Regions from separate parts of the Homo sapiens genome. Here region 2 is linked to region 1. A link is an interaction called in ENCODE POLR2A ChIA-PET data of the cell type or tissue named here. Cell type or tissue: Panc1. All regions are shown on one strand. Each heading gives the region's core, and the rest is flanking DNA. Links, peaks and the distances in the headings are about the cores only. Region 1 overlaps SBF2 (SET binding factor 2). Region 2 overlaps SBF2 (SET binding factor 2).

Region 1 (9,837 bases), core at 502-8,501:
ATAATATTCTATTGAATGTATATACCACATTTTCTTTATTCTACTGACAGACATCTGGGTTGCTTCTACTTCTTGGCTGCAGTAAATAATGCTGCAATGAATATGGGTGTGCAAATATCTTTGCAATTCTCCTTGAAGTTCTTCTGGAAGTACACCCAAAAGTGGAATTGTTGAATCATTCAGTAAATATAATTTTTTTAATTTTTAGTTTTAATTTTTTAAGGACCCTTCATACTGTTTCCCACAATGGCTGTACCATGTTACATTCCTGCTAATAGGGCAAAAGGGTCTAATTTAATCCACATCCTCAGTAACACTTGTTGTTTTCTGTTTGTTTTTTCTTCTGTTTTTTTTGAGACAGAGTCTCGCTCTGTCACCCAGGCTGGAGTGCAGTGGCGTGATCTCAGCTCACTGCAACCTCCGCCTCCGGGTTCAAGCGATTCTCCTGCTTCAGCCTCCTGAGTAGCTGGGATTACAGGCGTGTGCCACCACGCCCAGCTAATTTTTGTATTTTTAGTAGAGATGGGGTTTCACCATGTTGATTAGGCTGGTCTCGAACTCCTGACCTTGTGATCCACCTGCCTCGGCCTCCCAAAGTGCTGGGAGCTAGCAGGCGTGAGCTACCGTGCCCAGCCATGCCCGGCTAATTTTTTATATTTTTGGTAGAGACGAGGTTCCACCACGTTGGCAAGGCTGGTCTCGAACTCCTGTCCTCAAGTTATCTACCTGCCTCGGCCTCCCAAAGTGCTGGGATTACAGGCTTGAGCCATCACGCCCCGCCTGTTTTTTGTTTGTTTGTTTGTTTAATAGTATCCAACCTAATGGGTGCGGTGTGACATCTCATTGTGGTTTTAATTTGCATTTCTCTAATGATTAGTGATGTTAAGAAACATCCACATAATAACATCCAGTCAGAAATACGGGATCAGCACTCAGAAGATAATGCATAGATAGGTAATGGTTGAAATACAATTAGATGAGAGACAAAACTTTCAAGTAAGACTGGTTTGCTTCTTCCATCTAAGACAGCCTGCTTCTGTCTTTGAAATCTCTCCAATCTCTCCTTTTTCTATATTCTTTCAATCCAATTCTGCTCTTAAGAAAGGATTTAATATGACTTGAGGAACATTTTTTATTTCTCCCAGGGACATTTATGTATGAAGTCTTAACACTGTTAAAGGAAAGATATATCCCCCTCCCACCACCACATGGTAAGGAGGATGGGATAAAGCCTTAAGACTTAGCTACAAGGCAGAGGTATGCAGGGCTAGTATTCTCGAAACCAATTTTACATATGACTAGCAGCTGATCCCCTATTTCACCTAAGACTGACAATTTTTAGAAACAAAAACAACCAACATTGATATAAAAATATGCTTTTGTACAAGCCAAGCATTTACTTGGGAACCTGTAGAATAAATTACAGTTGTCCTCTTTTACCCACAGTTTCATTTTCTGTGCCTTCAGATCTGAAAATATTAAACAGAAAATTCTAGAAATAAATAATTCATAAGTTTTAAATTTCATACCATTCTGCATAGTGTGATGAAATCTGTCACCACTCCATCCAGCCTCGGACAGAAATCACTCCTTTGTCCAGTGAATCCACAATGTGTATGCTATCTGCCCACCTGTTACTCACTTAGTACCATCCTGGTTATGATGACTGCTGAAGTATTACAGGGTTTGTGTTCAAGTAACCCTTATTTTACTTAGTAATGTCCCCAAAGTACAAGAGTAGTGATGCTGGCAATTCAGATATGCCAAAGAGAAGCCATAAAGTGCTTCCTTTAAGTGTAAAAGTGAAAATTCTCAAGTGAATAAGGAAAGAAAAAAATCATATGCTTAGGCTGCTATGATCTATGGTAGGAATAAATCTTCTACCCATGACATTGTGAAGAAGGAAAAAGAAATTCATGCTAATGTTGCTGTCACACCTCAAACTGCCAAAGTTACAGCTACAGTGTATATAGTAAGTGTTTAGTTAAGATGAAAAAGGCATTAAATTTGTGGGTGGAAGACAGGAATAAAAATGTATTCCAACTGATGGCAATCAAGTGGGTACTGTCCACAGTTTCAGGGTGGGAGTCTTCGAACATATACTCCTCAGCTAAGTGGGGACTAATATATATTTATGTATTTTAGAGTGCACAGCTAGAACTCAGAACAGGCCCTAAAAACTTGCTTAATATTTGAATTATGAGACTTTTCCAACATCTCACTTGTTCAACACCCTCAATTATGTGGCACACAGCCAAGGTCCTAAAAGTAGGCCAAACAAGCAAACTATAAAAAACTAAAATTAGATATCACAAATCTTTATTAAAAGGCACTTGATTTTCCTCATAGGAGAATCATTTGACACTCACTCAGTTATTAGATACTATTAGTTTACACATAATTCTAGCAAATTCAACTAGTCATTTTCCAATTTATAACAAATGCATTTACACTGGGGGTGAAGATGGAGACACGGGAGTCTCAGCACGCACAGTAGGCTAGGTCAGCCCTTCATACCTGCACACTTACACATTACTTGTATGCATCATTTACTAGAGTAGATTACAAGAATTGAAACTCTATAGAATAGCCTTAGTCATCAAAGGTTAAATTATATTAGTATGTGCTCTCAGAAATATGCATAGCTTGTACAGCATGTAGTTACACACACACATACACACCCATACCTTGTCTCCGTTTTTCTTCTGCTTTCTGCCAAAAGCTATTCAAACCTCAACCATTTCATGAGTCACCACACAGGCAGCTCTTACTTTGGCTTTACCTCTCCCTGCTTGGTTTCACCACTCCAATCACCTGGCTCAACTATAGAAAACCCTTCTGATTTTCCCTACTGAAGGAAACATCAGGGTTAGAGTGTCACAAAACACTACAAAACCGAAATGAATCCATGTATGCTCATCTTTGAAAGAGAAAGTCAGGGAGGAAGAGTTCGACAAACAGAAACAGGAATAAGAAGGGAAACATAGGGTTCAGCTCACAAATACTTGCAATTTATTTGAGTACAAAATATTCATTCCTCTAAGTAGTTTATTTATGACAGACACTTTGAGGTACTGTATACTCTAATCACTTGTTCTACTTTATCTGTCTTTAACATTACTAGGAAAAACTGAAGGATTTCCCTGTTATCTGGGTAGTTTTATAAATCCCGACAATAAAAAATCTACCAAGAGAATGTGATATTTAAGTTTTTGTATTCATATTTTTAAAATTCTTTTTAAAAATACAAAAATTAAAATCACTTATCCCTACTTGAAAAAAGAGAGAGAAATCTACTTCCTAACAGTGCCTAATGGTTATAGATCTCCACTAGTTCCTGTTGTATTCAGAGTCGAGTTTAATCTCTCTCCCCTAGTCTTGACTATAAAGTCTTCCTTACAAAAAAAAAAAGAAAAATATTTTCCTTACTTCCACTAACATAAATAAGCTTTATTGTCTGCATTATTCAGACCTAGGTATAAACATACACATGTAATAATAGCTTTTTAAAATAAAAATGTACATTTGTCCACATCTTGCTTTTCTCACTTAACAATGTCATTCTTTTCTACACTTCTCAAACATGGTGTATTTACCTAACAACAAGACTACTGAGACGGTTTTCAGTATTTTGCTATTCCAAGAAACACCAATGAATATGCTTATAACAAATTAGAATCTCACTATTAAAGTGTGAATATGAACAGCCTAACACTAATAGTTAGTTATAGAAACATTTTATGGTTTGGCCAACCTGATAGCCAAAATCTTCATTCACTTTTATTTTAGATTGCCTTTAAAAAATTATGACTGAGATTGCAGGCAGCTTCTCATGGTTTCTGGCAATATGTGTTTCTTCAGTGAACTGACAGTTTGTATTTTTTTGGTTGTTGTTTAGTTTTACTATTAAGTTCTAAGGTGTTTTTGATCAAGGTAATCAACCTTTGTATCTTTTAACTTGGTTGACAGTATCTACCACAGTACACTAACATTAAGAAAATTTATCCTTCCAATGGCATACTAGAAAACTGTTAACCTGCCTACTTACTCTATCTGATTAGAGTCTAGACACTGTGAAGTTCCATGTAACTTGTACATTTCCGTCCTAGAGAAAGCAGAAACCCAAAGGTTACCGTTTTATAACTTTTTAGAAAATTAACCAAATTTGTATCTAATCAATATTATTCTGAAGGCATCATTTTTCAATTTTCCTGGAAAGGTGAACTATATAAGTCCCTATTATTCAAATGCTCTAATATCAAGTTTTATTATCTTACTGGTTCCTACTTTAATTAAAATGTTGAATGAGTTTTTGACACATGTTCATTCTGTATTTTCATGAGAGTCATTTTTCTAATGTGTGAAAATTTCCTGACATTTAATTTATTTGTAGATAGAGCTATCACAATGTTATTCCTTTAAAGCACCTGGGCTTTCTCATTAACTGAGGAAGGTCATCTCCATCTCTGCACTGTGAAAAAATAAAAACAAAAAAATATATATACTCATCTATTTTCCACAGATTAAAAAAATTTTCTGGCTGGGCGTGGTGGTTCACGCCTGTAATCTCAGCACTTTGGGAGGCCGAGGCAGGCGGATCACCTGAGGTCAGGAGTTGGAGACCAGCCTGACCAACATGGCAAAACCCCGTCTCTACTAAAAGTACAAAAATTAGCCGGGCGTGGTGGCAGGTGCCTGTAATCCCAGCTACTCAGGAGGCTGAGGCAGGAGGAGAATTGCTTGAACCCGGGAGGCGGAGGTTGCAGTGAGCCGAGATCTCGCTACTGCACTCCAGCCTGGGTGACAAGAGAGAGACTGTGTCTCAAAAAAAAAAAAAAAAAAATTCTACTTAGAATTTTACCATGAATAGTATGATTATGCAGTTTTACTCTTTCAATATGTAATGAATTATATTGATATATTTCATTATAATGAAACATACTGTACATCTCAAATGAAAACTACATAGCATATTACTCTCTCAACAGACTACGAGATTCGATTTTCTAATACTTTGCTTAGGATTTTTGCAACCATATTTTCCCTTTTTTGCTATCTTCATTAAGTTTTTTTTGTACTGAAGTAATGCCACCTTCATATAATACAGTGAGATGCTTTCTATATTTTTAATATTTGGAAATAGTTTTAATAGTAATTTAAGAATTTTCAGTTACTTGTTAATGAACGACACTAGAAAGGGCAGTAAGTCTATAAAACTACATAGCCTCCTGCCTTTTATATGTGTGTCTGTCTGTCATATCTTTAACAACTCTAGATTTAAAGAAAATTGTAAATATAGAATACAGTCCTTATATACCCTTCACTCAGCATCCTCCTATGTTAACATCTTAGAGACAGGGTACAGTTGTTTGAACTAAGAAGTTAGCATTAGTATAATACTATCAACTAAGCTACAGACTCTATCCAGATTTCCCCAGTGTTTCCACTAATGTCCTTTTCTGTTCCAGGACACTATACTGCATTTAGCATCATGACTCTTTAATTGTCCTCCTCTGCTCTGTGATAATTTCTCAGTCTTTTCTTTTTTTCCCATAAACTTGGCAATTTTAAAAAGTATGAGTCAGAAATTTTGTAGAATGTTCCAAAATTTGGGTTTATTTTCTGTGTTCTCATGCCTAGACTGTGTTACGGATTTAGGGGAAGGATACCACAAAGGTGAAGTGATCTTCTCATTGCATCATATTGGGAGGTACATTCTATCCACATGACTTATTACTGGTGATGTGAATCTTGGTTACTTAGTTTTTAACAGTCCTTTTCACTTCATCCATCGTTATCAGTTTGTTCAGGTTTTCTCTCTCAAGTTTCATTCTGATACTTTATATTTTATTTTAAAATGTAATTGTCTCATCTAGATTTAATAACTGTGTATGTTTAAAACTGCACAAAATGTTTTATCATTTTTGGTACTATCTAAATCTGTGGTTATACTGCTTTTCTCAACCCTAATACTGTATATTATTGTTTTCTTTCTCTTTTTTCTTAGGCTTCTTTAGGGTATACCTAATTTGTTCATTTTTGGAGTTTCATTATCAATTATATTTTGGTTTTCTAATTTACTGTCACCGTTGAACTCTATTATGTATCAAAGGAATGGTATTTAGATCTTGATAAATGGTCAATGTGTTGACAGATCAAGAAGGAAAGAGGAAGGCAAAGGGAACAAGCCAGATGACTACAGCAATAGAAGGCTGGAAAATATGGAGCATGTGATCTGTAATCTGGTCTAGCTATAATATATAATACATGCAGGAATGAAAAAGAATAGATGTAAGCAAGCAACATTAAACAGGTGGGAATAAAATATTATATTTAGTAAATAAATACTGAAAAATTAAACACAAAATTTCATACAATCCAACAATTTTACTTCTGGGTATATATCCAAAAGAACTGACACCAGAAATTCAAACAGATATTTGTCTATCCATGCTTATGGCAGTACTAGTCACAATAGCCAAAAAGTGAAAGTAATCCAACTGTCCATCAATGGATGAATAGGTTAAACAAAATGTACTATAATCATACATCAGGATATTATTCATGTTTAAAAAGGAAAGAAATTCTGATACTTGCTATACCATGGATGACCCTTGAAGTCATTACACTAAGTGAAATAAGTAAGACACAAGAGATCAAATAATTGCATGATTCTACTTATAAAGGGTACCTAAAATAGGCAAATCATAGAGACATACAAGGGAACAGAGATTACCAGGAGGTAGGGGCAAAGGGAAATTGAGAGTTTTTTAAAAAATGAATACAGTGTTTCAGTTTCGGATGATGGAAAAGTTCTGGAGATGAATAGCAACAACAGTTGCACAACAATGTGAATGTACTTAATGCCTCTGAATGGTACACTTACAACACTTAAAATGGTACATTTTATGTGTATGCATATTTTATCATAATTTAAAAAATTAAATAAATACAGATTCCTTACTACCTGGAATTAAAGATTCTACATAATTAGTTTGAAATGTTTTTCACATATTATGCTTTACTATTTACTGACAAAGTGTCTGGCTCTCTCAAAAGAAAGTTTAAAGAATGAATGGGCAAAACTGTTTCCTCTTTTAGGCTGGTCTTAACCTCACAATATTCTAAAAGAGTCATGCTAATTCCTCCAATGCATCCTTTTCTATTGTTGTTATCTCATCAACATCCCTCCATTGCCTCCACAGTCCACCTCCCCATCTATATCTTTATCTTAACCATCTTCTAAGGGTCAGTTCTCCATGGAGTCTTTCCCAATAATTCTACTTGATGGTTCTCTATCTCTATTTTCTATCCAAAAATCCTTTTGTGTCAAAGTATGTCATTTGACTACACTTTTTAGAATTTTATCTATTAACATCACCTAACAGTTAAATATATTGTCTTTATCTACTGGAATAAGACCGAAAGCACCTTAAGAGATAGGGATTTTGGTCATGCTTCTTTTATATCCCTATATGGCCTAACACAGTGCTAAATAATACAGAACAGAATACACAAGTGGTTAAGAGCTCAAGATCTGCTGTTACTAACTCAATATAAAAACCACTTCTACCACTAAGTAGGCTACGCAAATTATGAGGCTAAGCAAGTAACGAGGTTAGGCAAGTTACTTAATCTGAGTCTCTTCTTTCTCACTTGCAAAATGGCAAGAATAAAAGTATCTATACTTTATAACATTATGTGAGCATTAAATAAAATAATGAATGTTAAAAGAACATAAGCACTCAATAAAGGTTAGCATTCAGTATTACTATTAGAAGTGTCTGATACTATTTAGCCTAAATGATGTTGAGCAAATTTCTGAGAAGTTGAATTATAAATGAAACTCGATTTTGGTGACTCTACAGCGCACTGGTGACAAACTTGAGAAAATAATACGATTAAACACACACTTGTTTGTTTGCCAGTTCTTTAGCTGTCTTCCTAACTACACTACCTTCACGAAGTCAGGCATTGTATCAGTTTTACCTACTACCATATAGAGAGCACCTAAACACAGAAGTTGGGAGAAGTATACTGCGCACAAATTTGGCATTCAAATAACTACTGAATAAATTAATCAAAAAGCTAATATTTTGTAAAATTCAAACTCAGATGCTTACATTACTAACAATAACACCTCTTCCTCTTTTCCCTGTAAGAAAAGATGATTCTGCCTCCTTGAACAGTAAAAGCAGAGATTATATTTTTTACAAAGGTAACCACAGAATATCAATCTGTTTCAGTCCCTGCCTATTTTACAACATGCTCTAATCCCAAGAACATATGCTAGATAAAGAAAAATAATCTGTAGTTGTACATTACACACTGGTTAAAAACTCTGATGACTCTGGCAATAGATGAAACTACAGTACTAAACCTCAAGGTCCTAAAGAAAATACTGCTGTTCAGACTGAAAATGAGAAACAGTATACTTTGGCAGTTTTATTAATTTATAAACTCAACTTGTAGAAAAAAGAATGCTCAACAAAATAAAAGTTGTGAATTTAGAAAGTTGCAAACATTTCATCTGTTTAAAACACGTAGGGGAAATAAGTTTGTTTTCTTTCAAACCACATTTGCTAATAAATACATGTTTATTTTCCCGCTTCTTTTCTTACCTAGTTCTATTCAGCTATCAAAACAGGAATTCCTTTCCACCTGCACCAACGTAGATAGTATCCAAACAATTAGACTACAGGCTAAAAGAGTCATGTTTCCCATGAAATACTATTTCTTACTCCTTTGTTACCATTTTCTTGGTGATAAGAAGCATTGAGAAAAATGGTTTTGTTATTTGCACGCAATTTTCTCTCTTTTTTTTTTTTTTTTTTTTTTTTTGAGACACAGTCTCGCTCCATCAGGCTGGAGTGCAGTGGCACGATCTTGGCTTACTGCAACCTCGACCTCCCCAGTTCAAGCGATTCTCCTGCCTCAACCTCCTGAGTAGCTGGGATTACAGGCATGCACCACCACACCCAGTTAATTTTTGTATTTTTAGCAGAGTCGGGGTTTCGTCCTGTTGGCCAGGCTGGTCTCGAACTCCTGACCTCAAGTGATCTGCTGCCTTGGCCTCCCAGACTGCTGGGATTACAGGCATGAGCCACCGCGCCCGGCCAATTTTCTCTCCTTTCTTCAAAGGAATCAACAGCTATATATCAAACACATAGCCATGTGCTGTGCTTAGGAAGTGAGAAAACTAAAAAATAAATTATAAGTAAGGCAGGTGCTCTCTTATATCAGCTCACACCTAATTAGATCCTCCTTTAATTTTGTTGAAAGCAATTAATTGGGAATCATCTAACTTCTAATAGGGTTTGTACACAGACATGAGAATTATTCAGTTTCTAATCTTCTGGGAAGTAAACCAAAATAGTTTTTCCAAAAATTATCTTGTGAATATTAATTATGTCTCTAAATTTTTTACCTACGGACAGCGTCTTTAATCAAATAAAAAGGCAGTAATCGTAGCAGTTTGGGAGGCCAAAACAGGAGGGTTGCTTGAGGCCACGAGTTCAAGACCAGCCAGGGCAACATAGCGAGACCCCCATCTCTAAACAAACAAACAAACAAACATTAATGAGGTATGGTGGTGCATACCTGTAATTCCAGCTACTTGGGAAGCTGAGGTGGGAATCTCATTTGAACCCAGGAGGTCAAGACTGCAGTGAGCCAAGATCATGCCACTGCACTCCAGCCTGGGTGAAAGAAGGAGACCCCAATCTCAAAATATTAAAAAAGAAAAAACCAAAAAGGGACTGGAAAACTTAAAATAGTCTTAAATTTCAATACACCTCGCCAGGCGCAGTGGCTCATGCCTGTAATACCAGCACTTTG
Region 2 (9,837 bases), core at 1,273-9,272, 220 kb before region 1:
ACAATGTAGCTATCTCCATCAAAACTCCTCATCCATCCGTTATAAGTTTGCATGAAATGATTTTAAACTCATAGAGCTGGGACCTTAGACATCAATTATTCCAGTGCAATTCCTCCACTTTCCAGACTAGAGAAAAGAGGCATAGGTGTCAGCCACAGAGCCACAACTGGAGTCTGGATTTATCTACCTATCAGTGTGGTGTTTTTTCCTCTAGACACTGCCTTTTGTACTTGCTTTCCTTTAATTTTTGAGGTAGAACATATGGATTGTCTGAACTTCCAGCACTAATTTTAGAGTGTGAGGGTGGTGAGAACTAACCTGACCAGGAGAGCAGCAGAAGGCTTAGAGCTGCCTAAGTGCACTAGTGCCCGGGAGAAGCACTCCAGAAAACAGGAGGAAGAGTCAGAAGGGAAAGTCAGAAGTGAGGAAGAGTCAGAAGGGAAATAGGCAAAGATAATCTTTGCCTATTTCAAACTACTGCTGCGGATGGGGAGGGCGTAGTACTGCCCTGAGGAAAAAGGAAGAAACTTTCTTTCAAGAGCTTAGCCTAGAAGTGGCCATCTAGTCTAAAGCTAGTCTTTCTAGCCTGAGTGCTTTTGGTACTAGGATCAGCTAAAAGAGTTTTCAATTGAATTTCATGTATTGTCAATTCTGAAAAACAGTTTAGAATTTACTGCATGTTCTATTGCAATGACTACTGAAACAATAATGGATTATAAGGCTGGGCACGGTGGTTCACACCTGTAATCCCAGCACTTTAGGAGGCAGAGGCGGGTGGATCACCTGAGCTCAGGAGTTCAAGACCAGCCTGGGCAACATGGTGAAACCCTGTCTTTACAAAAAATACAAAAACTAGCTGGGCACAGTGGCCTGTGCATGTAGTCCCAGCTACTCAGGAGGCTGAGGCAGGAGAATCGCTTGAACCTGGGAGGCACAGGTTGCAGTGAACTCAGATGGTGCCATTGCACTCCAGCCTGGGCAACGGAGTGAGACCTGTCTTTTAAAAAAAGGATTATAAGATAAATCTCAGCAGTAAAAAGTCATTCTCATATGGCTCACATTCTGTGACCCAGTTAAAAATAAAAAAGTAAAAGATAGGCTCAAGCTTCCTATATTATGCTAAAAATAATATTTTAACTAATTCATCCTATTGAATAAACATTTATTGGAGAAATGAATAAGTGAATAAATAAAGGAATAAACATAAGGAGAACAATGAGAAAAAGGGGCTAAGGACAGAAACTTGGGAAAGATATGTATTTATATAAAGGCAGAGAGGAAAATCAAGATGGGGAAGGAGAACTGGTGAGAATGGTATCACAGATGTTAAGAGGAAATGACCAACAGTGTTACATGCTTTAGAGGAAGTTTAGTAAAATAAAGATTAAAAAAAAAACAACAACAAAAACATGAGAAACTGATGAATATAAGAGGTCACTGGTGATTTCTGAAATTATTAGAGAACAGGTGAGTAGAATAAAACAAAAGGCCCTGACTATAAATCTTCAAGGTTGGAAAGGAGAGCAATAAAATAGTCACTTGGGCTGGGTGTGGTGGTTCATACTTATAATCTGAGCACTTTGGGAAGCCAAGGCAGGAGGACTGCTTGAGCCCAGGAGTTTAAGATCAGCCTGGGCAATATAGGGTGACTCTGCTTCTACAAAAAATTAAAAAAAAAAAAAAAACTGGCCAGGTATGATGGTGCATGCATGTAGTCCCAGCTACTTGGGAGGCTGAGATGGGAGGATCGCTTGAGCTTGGGAGTTTGAGGCTGCAGCAAACTATGATCATGCCGTGACACCCCAGCCTGGGTGACACAGAGAGACACTGTCAAAAAAAAAAAAAAGCCACTTGAAGAGTTATTACATCTAAATTTATTGTTTAATGAATCTCAACAGGGCTCAACTAGATGAACGGTGAGATTTTATCCAATCCTTTGATTCTTGAGAATTAGAAGGGTCCCAAGTACACTAAAAGGGAAACTCCAATGGAGGAGAGAGAGGAAAAAGAAAGATCACTAGTAGACTGAGGACTCTGAGATACGTCTGGTAGTCAATATGGTCCCCATTTCTAAGGCATGGTTAGACCCTGAAAACATCATAAAAAGCAAATATCTAGAATTTATATTAAACAGCAAGATCCCTGATGATATCATCAGATATAACATATGAGGAAAAAGCAGCTTGGTTCTGCAAGGAAGACTCAGGACTTCCTATTTTTATGGTGAGGGGAGGATGAGTGGGGAGAGCTCTTTAAACTATTCTGCTAATACTAGCTCTGTAGAGTACTGATAGCTGTTACTTGGGGGGAATTGGGGAAATGCTGGGTAAACAAAATTAAACAAGGTTTTCCTTTTCTTCTTTTTTTTTTTTTTTAAAAAAAAAAAACAGGATTTGGCAGGATTTTAAACTGTGACTCCATGAAGGGAATTCGGTATACAGCATTTGTAAACCCAGTTTCACTGAGTATTTTAAAAGAAAGCAGTTGTAGAATATATTTTGGAAAATGATGATTTAAGATCATCAAAAATCCTATGAAAGAATTCCAACCAAAATGTTAGATACGAGTTCTAAATTTCATTTTAAAGAATCAATATGTCAGTATGTTCAATTCTTTGCCTTCTACTTTTAAACTTAACTTCCTCATAAAGCAACCTTTTTCGATTACTGCTCCACCCTGACTCATTCCAGTTACCAGCTCCGCCCTGACTCATTCCAATTATGTGATACCTGCTCCGCCCTGACTCATTCTCCACCCTGCATAACCATTTTTCCCACCAAACCACTCACCCTGTCACTCTCTTTAAATTAGCCAATCGGAATTAGTTTAGCCTGTGCGGTCTAACCCTAGCCAATAGGGGAAGGACGCAGCAGCAGGGGCCACGTGCGTCAGGGATAAGAACCCCTTCCCTTCCCTTGTCCAAGTGTGAGCTCACCATTGCTCCATCTGTAAGGGTGCACCCTTCTATAGAAGTAACTTGCCTTGCTGAGAAAAAGACAATTTTATATTTGAGTGCTATTTCTTTTGCGGCACTGAAACTTTATTTATAACAAAAAGATCATTTAAAAAAATTTTTTTTAAATGTTCTTAGACAGGATCCTGCTCTGTTGCCTAGGCTGTGCAGTGGCACAATCATAGTTTACTGCAGCCCTGAACTCCTGGGCTCAAGCGATCCTCCTGCCTCAGCCTTCCAAGTAGTTGGGACTACAGGCACGCATCACCGCACCCAGCTAATTTTTAATTTTTTTTTTGTAGAGGCAGGGTTTCACTATGTTGTCCAAGCTGGTCTTGGACTCCTGCTTCCTTCTGCCTCCACCTCTCAAAATGCTGGGATTACAGGCATAAGCCATGACACCCAGCCCAAAAGATCATTTTAAAATTTACTTATGGATTTTTATTTCTTGACTTATGGTTGTTTTCATAATCTGAAAGGCAATTTTTCTAAAAATAATTTTAAATGATAGATAAAATATTTTAAAATCTTTAATACAATGCAATAAATTGGCAAGAAAGCAAGGAATATGCAGACCAAAATATAAGTAGAAACTTGGAAAGATAAACAGAGCACTGAAGCTAAATTTTAACTTAGGAACTGGTGGTGAGCAAATTTTAGTATTAGTTGTGAACTCAAGAGACTCAAGGGATAGGACAAAAAGACTAGCACTTGCTAAAGGGAGGAAGTCCATTAGAAGAATATAAACCAAAAATGAAATCCTGAGCCCTACAACCAAATGAATAGACCCCTGGCCAAAGGGATCCCAGCGAAACCTGAAAAACTGAATTCCTGGCCATAACAGGAAGGGAGGTCAGACACGCCCCATTACGCCCTCTCCCTTTTGGTGTTTAGGTAAAATTACAGATCTGACAAAACAGACTCTTTGTGGCAATAAGATACCAGATTATAAACACGACCTAAGGCCATGCAAGGCAGGGGTTAAGTCATACCCTATAAACCATAAAATCTCATTAAATGGGTTTTTTTTAAATTTTTATATTTTGAGACAGGGTCTCACTCTGGAGGCTGGAGTGCTGTGGTGCAGTGTGCGCTCACTGCAGCTGCGACCTCCTGGGCTCAGGTGATCCTCCCACCTCAGCCTCCTGAATAGCTGGGAATACAGGCATGTGCTACCACGCCCAGGTAATTTTTGTATTTTTTGTAGAGATGGGGTTTCACCTTACTGGCCAGGATGGAATCAAACTCCTGAACTCAAGTGATCCTCCCACATTTGGCCTCCCAAAGTGCTGGGATCATAGGCATGAAAACAGGTTTTTAAAATTATCCCAGCATAAAGCAGCTTCCTTTCCAACCTGATTCTGATACAGCATCACATGATAGATAGAAGACCCTGAAGGAAATCAAAATATTTTTCTTTGACATATTGTGAAATGGCCCTGCAAAGTCATCTGTTGTGGGAGAAATCTGCATCTGTAAAGAATCTCCATTAATGCAGCCAGGCCTTCCCTTTCTAGGACTTTCTCAGCTGTGGGAGAGATTAGCTGGGAGTCTGACACTTTTATGGTCTAAAAAGAGACATGTACCATCTATTCTCTCTGAGGGCTACTACCTATGAGGCTTCATCTACATAATAAGGGCTTTGACCTCCACAACTCCCTTATCTTGACTCAAGCATTTCTTTCTACTCTACTGACATCAAGTATTTATACAAAGCTTAACTCTTTCAATCAGTAGCCAATCAGAAAATCTTTGAATCCACCTATGACCTGTAAGCCACCACCCCACAAGATATCCCACCTCTTTAGGACGAACCAAGGTACACCTTCCATGTATTGATTTATGATTTTACCTACAATTTCTGTCTCCCTAGAATATATAAAATTAAACTGCAACCCAACTACCGGGCTGTGGTCACTCCTAGTGGCTCAGAATAAGCCTCTTTAAAATATTTTACAGATTTGATTTTTCAATTAACAAGAATGACAATAATCCTGGGATCTCTAAAGCCATCTATGACACCAGATAGAAAGTCTGAGATGTAAGAAGATAACTGAGCCAAAAAAGAGATAAATATGTAGGTAAATCTAAACACACATTGACTGTATAAAACAATGACAATACTGTCTTTTGATAGCAAAGAAAGTTAAGATACAACTAAACTATACAACCATGGTAGCATAGACTTTCTAAGGGAGTGGATTGGAGTTAGATTTTGATAGATTTTGATAAATTAAGTAAGCCTTTAAGAATTTCTGTATTATCATGAAAGAAACAGAAATAGAGTGGGTTGCAACTTCCAAACTAGTGGAGGAAAAAATGGAATAATAGGAAAATAAAAAAAAAAAACAACAAACCTGAACCCAAGGGAAAACAAAAAAGAAGTGGAAAAAGAAACTCAGAAAAGGGAAACAATTGGCCGTGCGCGGTGACTCACGCCTGTAATCCCAGCACTTTGGGAGGCTGAGGCAGGCGGATCACGAGGTCAGGAGATCAAGACCATCCTGGCTAACACAGTGAAACCCCGTCTCTACTAAAAAATACAAAAAATTAGCCAGGTGTGGTGGCAGGCATCTGTAGTCCCAGCTACTAGGGAGGCTGAGGCAGGAGAAGGGCGTGAACCCGGGAGGCAGAGCTTGCAGTGAGCCAAGATCGTGCCACTGCACACCAGCCTGGGCGACAGAGCAAGATTCCGTCTCAAAAAAAAAGAAAAAGAAAAGGGAAACAATCAGAAAAAGAAAAAAAATAAGATGGTAGGAATAAATGTGTTAGTGGTGGCAAATATCTGAGTCTCACAGCACCAAATATGTTACCAGTCAAGGTATCCAAGGTATTACTGATGGTGAATCCATATGCGTCTGCAGCAAGCTCAATTCTTGCCTCCTCAGAAGAAAGAATTGGACTGAGGGGCATAAGGCATAAAAAGAGACCGAGGCAAGTTTCAGAGCAGGAGTGGAAGTTTATTTTAAAAAGCTTTAGAACGGGAAAGAAATGAAATAATGCTTGGAAGAGACCCAAGCGGGCACGTGAAGGTCAAGTGCCATTTTAACCTTGATCCTAGGACTTTATTTATACGCTGGCCCCTTTCCCATGATTCTTCCCTTAGGCTGGGCTACTCATAAGTGCAGTGCCCTCCTTACACTTGGGAGGTGAGCATGCGCAGTGTGTTTAGGAAGTTGTATGCACGCCCATCTGTGGCTTTCTTCCCTTTTTGGGTGGTGTGCCCCTGGGAGGTCATACTCTGCCATTTTGTCTCTTAATGCTCATGCCCAGGAAGTTGCTTCTCCCTGGTGCCTGCATTCAATTAACACTTTAGTGTACCAGGTGTGGACAATCAGGAAATGGACTCTCCCTGGTGCCAGCTGCCAATTTATCACTTTTAGAGAGGCAAAGTGATAACTGCCCAACTATCACCTGACATTCCTAGAGGGTGGGGGACAGCTTTCTCCTGCCCCGCTCATGCCTGTCTAACTACTTGTAACAAATACAAATACAATAACACAAATGGACCAAATGTTCTGGTTAAAAAAACAAAGATTGACACTGAATCTAAAAACAGAATCTAAATATTTGTTGCTTATAAACAACATATATATATATAAAACTTAAGGATACACGAAATTTAAAGGATGAAAAAATATGTACCAGGCAAATACCAAAAGAAGTTGGGGTAGCTATATTAATAATCAGAATATAAAATACTCTTTAAGGCAAAATGCATTACTAGGGATAAAATGAAGCACTACATAATAATAAATAGCTCAATCTACCAGAAAGCTATAACAATTTAAATGTATATAAACCTAATAACTTAGCCTCAAAGTATACAAAGCAAAAACTGACAGATGTAAAAGGAAAAACAGATAAATTTACAATCATGCTAAAATATTTTAATATACCTCTCTCAGTAACTGATAGTTCAAGCAGGTAGAAAAATCAGTCATCATATTGAAGATTAAAAGAAATACTGTAAACGTTAGAGCTAATAGATATGTATAGAACACTGTATACAAAAACTTGCTTGCTCTAATGGACACTGCACTTTCTAACACTGTACCCAGAACTGTTCACATGGATTTAAAAAAATTGACCTCATACTGGTCCATAAAATAAGTATCAGGGCTGGGTATGGTGGCTCACACCTATAATCACAGAACTTTGGGAGGCCGAGGTGAGAGGATTGCTTGAGCTCAGGAGTTCAAGACCAGCCTGAGTGATAGTAAGAGCTCATCTCTACAAATTATTAAAAATTAGTTGGGTGTGGTGTCATGTGCCTGTACTCCCAGATACTTGGGAAGCAGAGATGGGAGAATCACTTGAGCCGAGCAGGTGGAGGCTACAGTGAGCCATGATTGTATCACGTGGCCTTCCAGCCTGGGTGACAAAGCAAGACCCTGTCTCAAGAACAAAACAAAACAAAAAACTATCAGTAAATTTCAAAATGTTTTGAATCATATAGACAGAGTTGTCAGCTCACAATGCAATTAAGTTAGAAATCATTAATGCATGTAAAATACTTAAAATTGTACCTGGTACATAGAAAGTACTCAATAAATGTTATTATCACTGAGGCTAGGAAATGCTTAGCATATCACACTCTATTGTGATTATCTATTTACTTGTATGTCTCTTCACTAGATTATAAGCAATTTAATGGCATTTTTATTAAGAAGCAGTTATCAATATTTATGGCAAGTTGTTGAATGAGTGATATGCCTTTTTGAATGTCATACAAAGCTGAAAGAACAGTAGAACAAATGATCTTACTAGGTCTTGGATTTCCAGAATTAACATTGAGCGTAATCAGGATTTTCCTTTGAATAACGATTTTCATTTACTCAACAAATATTTATTGAGTATCTACTATGTGCCAGGCATGCTGTAGCTAATGAACTCAGGAATCTCTTTATCCCAGGAGGAAATAGGGATGACAAATAAGAACACATTTTAAAGGGATGAGATAAATTCATGGCTGAATAAGATACATCCTTAAATTAGAGGACAATGATGTTCTTTTATGATGTCTCTGTGGGGACCTTTGTTGGAGCCCAGTTACTGGTTAGATAGATTTTTAAGTCAGAACAAGTAATCTTTTGTTTTAAATTCAAGAACATGAGTTTTACATATAAAAAGAGTGACTGTTAAAACTCAGTAGCAGCTCTCCCTCAGTCAAACCTCTGGAAATGAATGTGTGTGAGAAAGGAGAGGGAGAAAAGAAATATGAGTCAATGAGAACTTCCTTCAAAGAGAATATTAAAATCAACTAAAATATTACTTTGAAGGCAGTCATTACCTTGGAGTCGTGTTTAGGTTTTTATTTTAAAATACAGTCAGGCCATGTAGGAAAACACCGCACCTTTTTCCTATGTGGTATCTCTGCAAGGTCTCCATCCTCTCTATGGATTATATATAATAATCCCAGAATGCAGCAAAAAGTATGAATCATCTTTTTCTTCCTGACTTATTCCTCACCCCCTTAGGACACTGCTATGCACAAGAATGTCATCTGTGTCCTAGCACATCTGAATTTCTTTAACAGAAATGCCTTGCATGTTTCTGAAGACTGTCATGAGGCCCAAGGCAATAAAGTTCAACAGACTTGAGCTGTAATCTTCTCCCAAGGAAATGGTTGGGATGCCAAGATGCCTTTTGACTTTGATTTCACAGCAGGGCTTCATTTGTAATGACACTGTCCAAACTTTAAATGACAACAGCTGTGATATGAAGCCCTACACACTCATTTATAATAATTTTCCACAAATTAAAAAAATTAAACAATGGGGAATTTCAATCCATGACCAATTAGCAGGGAACAGGCAATCATAAAACATTTAGACTAGTGGGCACTATTTATTATCTTACAAAATGTTTACTCATTGTAGTGCATGTCTCAAACCTGTGTGCTGCTCAAATGCTGATTGCAAAATATAAATAAAAAATTCTTTGCAAATCACGTTAGAGACATTCTAAGTTAATTAGGTTGAAAGAGGGAAAAAATTTACAACAATAAGTCTACAACTATTGACACAGCAACCGCATTCCAGAATTGTGTGGTTATCTGTTGGGGAATCAGTCCATAAATACACAATCTGAAGTCCCCTGTGCTTTGGCCAAATAATAGCATTGTAGTAATAAACATACCAGACATTTTATAAACTTGCAAGGTCTTGAATACTGATACATGTTTTATTCTGAACTTTGCTTTGTAATTTACCTTTAATTTTCCTGCTACAATTGAAGAGTGAGCCCTGCAATCTTAATTTCCCATTATCCTCAATTACTTCGTACTTTTAACCTAGATACCTTTGAACTGTTGTTGCCAACATTCCAGTTTGATAAAACTCTGGAATCTCTAAAAAATGTTATATTTAAACATTAAAGAAAAAACTAGATTGAAAGGAACAATGTGTTACAGAACTGACTTTCCTTTAGAGTTTAGATTAGACACAGCTCAGAAAAAAGTTTTTTTGAATTGCCCAAAACACTGAAAACATTTGCATCTTCTACATAAGGACAAAAATTAAAAACACAAATTCCTCTCTGTATCACATTACTCTCCTATTCAAAAATTCAGCTATTTTCTGACCATTATAGAATAATGACCAAACTCTTCTGCCAGGCTTATTAGCCCTTCTCGGTACGGATCCACCTCTCTACCCACCCGACCATATGGGCCCCTGCCACAAGCTGCTGCTTTAGTCAACCTATTTTATTTATCACCTTCTATTCCACATCATACTTACTCCTACCATATCTAATACGGTTGAGGAAGCCCATCCATGCTTTGGTTTGTCATTTACATGCTTTCTCCTTGGTATTTTCATATGCATGCCCCCATATTTCTCCCTTCTTTCCAAGTACAATGTTAAGCAAAAAATAGGCAA

The links. ChIA-PET counts read pairs that join two places held together with the same protein. Peaks named below come from ENCODE experiments on the same cell type or tissue, not always from the same donor. Only the 100,000 strongest peaks of a DNase experiment are listed, where the experiment ranks them.
Region 2: POLR2A ChIA-PET joins it to region 1 with 12 read pairs; 3 of 35 experiments call an interaction of 5 or more read pairs at or near these places.

The regions. Positions count from the first base shown.
Region 1 is chr11:10,120,285-10,130,121 of GRCh38, forward strand. All of the region lies in intron 2 of SBF2 (SET binding factor 2), which reads right to left. Among named protein-coding and RNA genes, the nearest start is that of SBF2, 170 kb to the right of the region's middle. In Panc1, for the core only: no CTCF peak of the experiment used is centred there; no DNase peak of the experiment used is centred there; H3K4me3 peaks cover 287 bases; H3K27ac peaks cover 5,838 bases.
Region 2 is chr11:9,897,670-9,907,506 of GRCh38, forward strand. All of the region lies in intron 16 of SBF2 (SET binding factor 2), which reads right to left. All of the region lies in intron 1 of LOC101928008 (a long non-coding RNA gene), which reads left to right. Among named protein-coding and RNA genes, the nearest start is that of LINC02709, 140 kb to the left of the region's middle. RefSeq lists an enhancer at 8,339-8,923. In Panc1, for the core only: no CTCF peak of the experiment used is centred there; DNase peaks (open chromatin) are centred at 2,692, 8,692 and 8,922; H3K27ac peaks cover 8,000 bases.